Linked DNA regions of Homo sapiens: region 2 is linked to region 1. The links are chromatin contacts, found by Hi-C or POLR2A ChIA-PET in ENCODE. All regions are on one chromosome and are shown on one strand. Each heading gives the region's core, a stretch centred on a gene start or an enhancer-like site at or near the end of the contact. The rest is flanking DNA. Distances are from core to core; before and after follow the strand shown. Region 1 holds the start of LINC00407 (long intergenic non-protein coding RNA 407). Region 2 overlaps LOC105370185 (a long non-coding RNA gene).

Region 1 (3,948 bases), core at 550-3,049:
AAATACAAAAATTAGCAGGGCGTTGTGTGTGCCTGTGATCTCAGCTACTCAGGAGGCTGAGGCAGGAGAATCACTTGAAGCTGGGAGGCAGAGGTTGCAGTGAGCCAAGATGGCACCACTGCACTCCAGCCTGGGTGACAGAGCAAGACCCTGCCTGAAAAAAAAAAAGAAAAAAAAAAAAGAAGAAGAAAAAGCCTGTTACTAGGCCGGGCATGGTGGCTTACACCTGTAATCCCAGCACTTTGGGAGGCCGAGGCGGGTGGATCACCTGAGCCCAGGAAGTGGAGGCTGCAGTGAGCCCTGATTGTACTACTGCACTTCAGCCTGGGCCATAGAATGAGACCCTGTCTCCAAACACACACACACAAAGAAGCCTGTTATGTTTAAAGCACTTCAGGATTGGCAAGTCTTCTGTGGCTCACAGGCAAAAGCTTTCCAACAGACACATCTTTTATAATAACCCAGGCTTATGATAAGACAATCAGGGATGAGAGCCCTGAAGGTGGTAAAGGGACCATAGACCCAGGCAAATATGTTGTCCCAGCCACCTGGATTCAGTTGCTCATTTAAATCACTAAAAAAATCACTAAAAACTATAGTTCCTTAGTCCTCTATATCCATTCATTCACTCATTAAGTGATTATTCAGTGAGCTCTTCCTATGGTTTTGCTATAAAGGACACCAAGAAACAGAGTATCTAGCAGTGACTTAGTACTTGAGCATCCCCCGAGAACTTCACATACACCTCATTTGATGCCCTGAAGAACCCAGTGAAACCAATATTATTATTATTCTCATTTTATCTATTAGAAATGTGAGGCTCAAAAAGATTGTTGAAATTTCCATAACCTGACTTTAAGTCCAGGGATTTTTTTCCACCAAACCCAAATTGCATGTTGCCCTCAGGAAGCTTAAGGTATAAAAGTAGGGATCTAGGTTATGCATATATTTAAAATTAAATAACAAACAAGATTTAGATAGCAATACAAATAGTTATTCAGAATTTTTACAGGGTAGTAAGTAGTTAAGGACCAAACTGGTAAGGGAGAGAATAAGCATTGTTCAAAAGGAACTTAGTACTCTTGATGGAGAAGCAGATTTTATGCTCACTGCAAATGGAAAAAATCTTTCCCATACAAGCACTAACAGCTCATATTTGGAATCTGACATAATCATATAAAAACTATTGCTAACTTCAAACAAGTAAAAAAATGCATAAACTAGACTCATATTTCTTATCAGATCTTTGTCACCTACTTTTGTCACCTCTAAATAGTTAATTCTATTTATAGAAAAGAATAGTTAAGCTTGAAAGAACTTGATAAAATAACTTCATTTGAAAAGCACTAATGTGTAGATATTAAGAATATTGGAAAAAAGGATTTAAGGTAATCTTGATTTGCCCCAATAATAACTGAAGTGAATGAAACACATTAACATTAGGTTCTTATTTTTACTAACTTCATGGAATTACTAATACTCAAGCACTCTACAACAGCGTTGCCTGATTCATTAGCCAGTAGTCACTAGGTACATTTGGCTATTTAAATTTTAATAAAAGCTGGGCACTGTTGTTCATGCCTGTAATCCCAGCATTTTGGGAGCCCAAGGCAGGTGGATCACTTGAGCTCAGGAGTTCAAGACCAGCCTGGGCAACATGGTGAAATCCCATCTCTACTAAAAATAAAAATTAAAAAAAATTAGCCAAGCATGGTGGTACTCACCTATAGTACCAGCTACTTGAGAGGCTGAGGCAGGAGGATCATTTGAATCATATGATTCTGGTGACAGAGGTTGAAGTGAGCTGAGATCGCACCATTGCACTCCAGCCTGGATGAGGAAAGTGAAACCCTGTCTCAAAAAAAAAAAAAAAAGTAAAGGGAGGCTGAGGCAGTAGGATAACTTGAGGCCAAGAGTTCAAGACCAACCTGGGTAGCACAACAAGACTCCATCTGTACAAAAAATAAAATAAAATTTGCCACATGGATGGTGCATGCCTGTAGTCCCAGCTACTCAGAAGGTTGAGATGGGAGGATTACTTGAGCCCAGGATATACAGGATACATGAGCTGTGATTGAGCCACTGCACCCCAGCCTGGGTGACAGAGTGAGATCCTGTCTTTAAAAATAAATAAATAAAATGTAAACTTTTGTTCCTCAGTTGCACTAGCCACATTTCATGTCCTCAATAGCCACATGTGGTTAGTGGTTATCATATTGGACCATGCAAATATACAACATTATCATCTTTGCAGAAGTTCTACTAGACAATGCTGCTCTAGATCCTGGCAAATGAGAGGCTATCATGAGGAATAGAAAATGATTTTTTAAAAGAAAATGGGTGGCTGGGCACGTTGGCTCACATCTGTAATCCCAGCACTTTGGGAGGTCGAGGTGGGTGGATCATCTGAGATTGGGAGTTCAAGACCAGCCTGACCAACATGGAGAAACCCCATCTCTACTAAAAATACAAAATTAGCCGGGCATGGTGGCACATGCCTGTATCCCAGCTACTCAGGAAGGCTGAGGCAGGAGAATCGCTTGAACCCAGGAGGTGGAGGTTGTGGTGAGCTGAGATCGTGCCACTGCACTCTAGCCTGGGCAACAAGAGCGAAACTCAGTCTCAAAAAAAAAAAAAAAAAAACGAAAATGGAGAAAATATGGAGTCCTCCTTATAGCACTTCTCATTGCTTTGTATAATTATTGCATCAGAGTTGCCTTATTCATTCATTATTTTAATACTCACTAGGCACCGTATTATATTAAAAGCTGTATAAATGTACTACTTAAGTTCTGCTAGGAACTGGCAGTTGTTTCTCCCAGAATCTAGCACCTAACACTGTTCAGGAAAATAGTTCTATTGAATAATTACTGATTGACTGAATGGCTCTGAGGAACACTGCAGACATTAAGACTTCTGCTGCTGTTAAACAGGTCAAGAGTGAGAATAGAAGCTCCATTGCAGAAGACAAATTCTTTTACTTTTTTTTTGAGATGGAGTCTTGCTCTGTTGCCCAGGCTGGAGTGTAGTGGTGTGATCTTGGCTCACTGCAACTTCTGCCTCCTGGGTTCAAGCAATTCTCCTGCCTCAGCCTCCCAAGTAGCTGGGAGTACAGGTTTGCACCACCACACTTGGCTAATTTTTTGTATTTTTGTAGAGACAGGTTTGCTCCATGTTGGTCAGGCTGGTCTCGAACTCCTGACCTCAGGTGATCTGCCCGCCTCAGCCTCCCAAAATGCTGGGATTACAGGCATGAGCCACTGTCCCCAGCCTGAGAAGGCAAATTCTTAGTCACCTATCTAACATCTCTTCCCTTCTTCCTCCTTACTAATAGACTCCCAATTATCAACCTAAATAACAGAGAGGGGCTTTCTAGAGGAAAGTTATACTTATGTAGGAATAGGGCATTGCAATAGAAATACACATATCATAGTATGTGCATATTCAAGGAGGTAAGGACAAAGGATTTTAAAGGAAAAATGAGGATTACATATTGTTTTGAGATAACTATCCTTGGCTACAAGGATCAATAAGACCCTGATGCCAGTTCCAGGAGGTACAGGCAGTTGCTGGACAGATGTCCTCAAAGAAATATTTTTTGTTTGTTTGTTTATTATATATTTTCATTTTTATAGAAACATTTTATTGGTTGGCTAGGTGAAGTGACTCACATCTGTAATCATAGCACTTTGAGAGGCTGAGGCAGGAGGATCACTTGCGCCCAGGAGTTCGAGACCAGCCTGGGGTAACAAAGCAAGACCCCATCTCTACAAAAAATTAAAAAATTAGTCAGGCATGGTGGCACATGCTTGTAGTCCCAGCTATTCAGTAGACTGAGGTGGGAGGATCACTTGAGCCTGGGAGTTCAAAGCTGCAATGAGCTGTGACTGCATCACTGCACTATAGCCTGGATGACAGAGTGAGATCCTGTCTCAAATTGAAAAATAA
Region 2 (3,976 bases), core at 323-2,822, 70 kb before region 1:
CAAAAAGCAAAACTCTGTCTCAAAAAAATAAATAAATAAATGAAATAAATACGACAGAAGTTAAGCTTTACTAATAGTTAATCAATGGATTGGCACTGGTCTCCTCTCTCAGCCCACATGTCAGAAGGTTGAGTGTTCTGGATGATGGAGAAAGAAGCCTGAGGGCATCCCATGATTTGGCTGGAATAATAGCATCACTCTAATTTGATTGTTTTTAGTGTATTGGGACACAGTGCATTTGTGTATGGCAGGTTACATAGATTTATAGCTTTCATAATTTAGTTTTAATAAAGCTAAACTTGAAAAAATAGGTCAGTGACATGAAAATATTTTTTTCTAATGGAATCAGAGAGTAAAGCTAAGAACAAAGTTCTTACTTAGCCAGCATAAGTAAAACCACAAGAATATGGCACAGCAGACACCGCCTTTATTTGTCACATGAGGTAAAAATAAGGACAATCTAGTTCAGTCACATGGTCTCAACTAAAAATATTAGTGAGGGCAGAGTTATGGCTATTTTATTTTTATCTTATCCTTTTGAAAGTTCTATTTTTGTAAATATTTTTAACATACATAATATGTTAAAATGGCTTTATATGTACATAACTTTATAAAGAGATAAACATTTCATGAACTAGTGTTCTCAAACTTTTTTATTACTGGTGGCATGTGCAATCAAAACAGTACAGAGACCACTGCGAAAGAGAAGCAAACTAAAGCAAAAGAATATTCAACTGGCTGGGTGCAGTGGCTCACATCTGTGATCCCAGCACTTTGGGAGACCAAGGTGGGAGGATTGCTTGAGCCCAGGAGTTCAAGACCAGCCTGGGCAACATAGGGAGACCCCGTCTCTACAAAAAACTTAAAAATTAGCTGGGCATGATGGTATGTGCCTGTAGTCCAAGCTAGTTGGGAGGTGGAGGTAGGAGGATCACTTGAGCCTGGGAGGTCAGAGGCTGCAGTGAGCTGTGATCATGCCACTGCACTCTAGCCTAGGCAACCGAGCAAGACCCTATCTCAAAAAAAAAAAAAATTATTATTATTTCTCCAAATTCACAAAGCAAAAGAGTGAGAGCCAGATATAAGTTCTGGCTTGCTAGAGTCCCAACCACAGCCAGCTCCCACCTCTCAGGGGCTCTTTGATCTCCAAACTCCCACCTTCTTAAAATTTTTTTTCTAATATTACACAGTATGTGAATTAAACCCAAGATGTAGTAAAATAATGCTGTGGAAAGAATGAGAGTTCTGGGGTCAGCTGTAGGAATGTTGTCCAGGCCCTGCAATTTATCAGCCCTCTAACTCCCAGGGGTTTCGTTTACTCCTCTATCAAATGCAGGTGAATGACCTCATAGAGTTGCTGTGAGGATTACATGAATTAATAAATACGAAGTTTCCATCCTTCCCAGCCCTTGTGGCTATTATATTTTAATTCTAATTCATGAAATTTAACTCTAGAAAGTGAGTTTGGCCCAAATACTTCCATGAGTCAGGAGTCCTGTGGAAATGAATCATTTCCTCCATCCCCAACATACTCACATAGACAGCACCACCTCCACATCAACCTGAAACCTGAGACACTTTCACTTCAATTCTCCCCAGCCTATGACATCTGCACTGCAGTGCTCCCAGGACTCAACACTGAGCCCCTCTAGGATGCCTCACTCTGCCAAAGAGAATGTTCAGTTTCTTTTTTTTTTCTGGATGTAGTCTCACTCTGTCGCCTAGGCTGGAGCACAGTGGTGGGATCTACAGTGGTGGGATCTCGGCTCACTGCAACCTCTGCCTCCCAGGTTCAAGTGATTCTCCTGCCTCAGCCTCCCGAGTAACTGGGATTACAGACGCCCGCCACCACACCTAGCTAATTTTTGTATTTTTAGTAGAGAAGGAGTTTCACCATGTTGGCCAGGCTGGTCTTGAACTCCTGACCTCGTGATCTGCCTGCCTCGCTCCCCCAAAGTGCTGGGATTACAGGCGTGGGCCACCATGCCCCGCCTCAAGAATGTCCAGTTTCTATAACTCTCTTGGCAATACTAATGTACCATGTCACTAGGAGGCTAGATATGGAAGCCATGTTCCCTAGGGAGTCATATCAGAGTCTTGGAGTGGTGGTTTGGCAAAGTAGATCAATATAAAGGTGTAATTTTATTTTTATTTTTATTTATTTTTTTCATTTGTTTCTTTTTCTCTCTTTCTTTTTTTTGAGACAGAGTCTTGCTCTGTTGCCAGGCTGGAGTGCAGTGGCGTGATCTGGGCTCACTGCAACCTCTGACTCCCTGGTTCAAGCGAGTCTTCTGCCGAGTAGCTAGGATTACAGGCACGCACCACCACGCCCAGTTAATTTTTATATTTTTAGTAGAGATGGGGTTTCACCATGTTGGCCAGAATGGTCTCGATCTCTTGACCTCGTGATCTGCCCACCTTGGCCTCCCAAGTGTGCTGGGATTACAGGCATGAGCCACCGTGCCCAGCCTCATTTGTTGTATTTTTTTTAACTCAGCATCTAAAAGGGTATAATTTTATACTTAGAAAAAAGCTTGCATAATACAAACTACAAAAGGTAAAACTCAACAGGCCATGTTAACTGGTGAGGATATCCAGAAGAACCTGTGACTGTAATGGTGGGAGGTGGGAGGGAGTAGAGTTAGGGGAGCTCCTAAAGGAGGGAATTTCAGAAAAGGGTGAGTGTGAGAGTTTTATGTCTATAAAATGGGGACAAGGCTTAAAAACTAATGAGCAAGAGGACAGACAAAAGATTTGAAGAGACACTTCACCAAAGAAGACATTCAGGTGGAAAAAAAAGCATATAAATGGATGCTCAGCATCATTGGTCATTAGGGACATACACATTAAAATCATGAGGAGGTATCATGACACACCTTTTACAATGGCTTAAGAAAGAAGAACAAACTGAAAATACCAAGGATGATACCTCATACCTCGTTGGTGGGGATTCAAAATGGTCCAGTCATTTTGGAAAACAGTATGCCTACCATACAACACAGCAACCCCACTCCAAGGTATATACCATGTGAACTGGAAACTTATGTTTTCACAAAACCTATACATGGATGTTTATATTAGCTTAACTCATAATCAACCTAAACTGGAAACAGCCTAGATGTCCTTCAACTGGTGAATGGATAAACCATATCTATGCAATGAAATACTGCTCAGCAACAAAAAAGAATAAACGATTGATCTATACAACAACATAGATGAATCCAGAACCAAAGGGCTACATATTGTATGATTCCATTTATATTACATTATCAAAAATGCAAAAACTATAAGGACAGTTGCTGGGGGGTGAGGAGAGAAATTGACTACAAAGGACATAAAGGAATTTTGGGGGTGATGGAACTCTCCTGTATGTTACTATGATGGTGGATATACAACTTAATGCATTTGTCAAAAATCCATAGAACGATACAGGCCAAATAATGAATTTTACTCTATGGAAATTAAAAAAATATATAAACCAGGTTGTCGGAGGCCTAAGATGGAATGCATGCTGTGGCAAATGAATCCAGTGGTATCACAGACGAATGACACACCATGCTGAAGGGAGTGGGAGAAGAAAGGAGCCAACCTGAGGAACTCTGGAAAACAGCAGGTTTTTTTGGTTTTGTTTTGTTTTTTTGAGACAGAGCCTCACTCTGTCTCCCAAGCTGGAGTGCAGTGGTGTGATCTTGGCTCACTGCAACCACTGCATCCCAGGTTCAAGCGATTCTCCTGCCTCACCCTCCCAAATAGCTGGGATTACAGGTGCTCAACACCATGCCTGGCTAATTTTTTGTATTTTTAGTAGAGACAGGGTTTCACCATGTTGGCCAGGCTAGTCTTGAACTCCTGACCTCAGGTAATCTGCCTGCCTTGGCCTCCCAAAGTGCTGGGATTACAGGCGTGAGCCACTGTGCCTGGCCTCAAAACAGTGTTTTGAGTGGATACTGTAAGGCTAAAGACAAAAAAGAACTGG

The links. Hi-C counts contacts between places; a loop is a spot of excess contacts on that map. ChIA-PET counts read pairs that join two places held with the same protein, here RNA polymerase II (POLR2A). Pooled maps may share reads with other maps.
Region 2: a loop to region 1 is called in a map of CD4-positive, alpha-beta memory T cell, with 5 times the contacts of the local background. The contact joins the enhancer-like site here to the promoter of LINC00407 in region 1. A Hi-C loop is called at or near these places in 1 of 168 maps with a recorded cell type or tissue (CD4-positive, alpha-beta memory T cell) and 8 of 50 pooled maps. POLR2A ChIA-PET finds 5 or more read pairs at or near these places in 4 of 52 experiments (HCT116, HEK293, WTC11 and 1 more).

Annotation. Positions count from the first base shown.
Region 1 is chr13:44,638,220-44,642,167 of GRCh38, reverse strand. LINC00407 (long intergenic non-protein coding RNA 407) reads right to left here and starts at 1,799. Exons shown (of 4, transcript NR_149082.1): 1 at 1,725-1,799.
Region 2 is chr13:44,708,352-44,712,327 of GRCh38, reverse strand. The region is part of intron 2 of LOC105370185 (a long non-coding RNA gene); the gene reads left to right. Among named protein-coding and RNA genes, the nearest start is that of LINC00407, 70 kb to the right of the region's middle. Within about 2 kb of position 1,572, at least 7 of the 41 ENCODE cell types and tissues checked have a DNase peak (open chromatin) inside an H3K27ac peak, as active enhancers do; they include HCT116, where a contact is called at or near this core.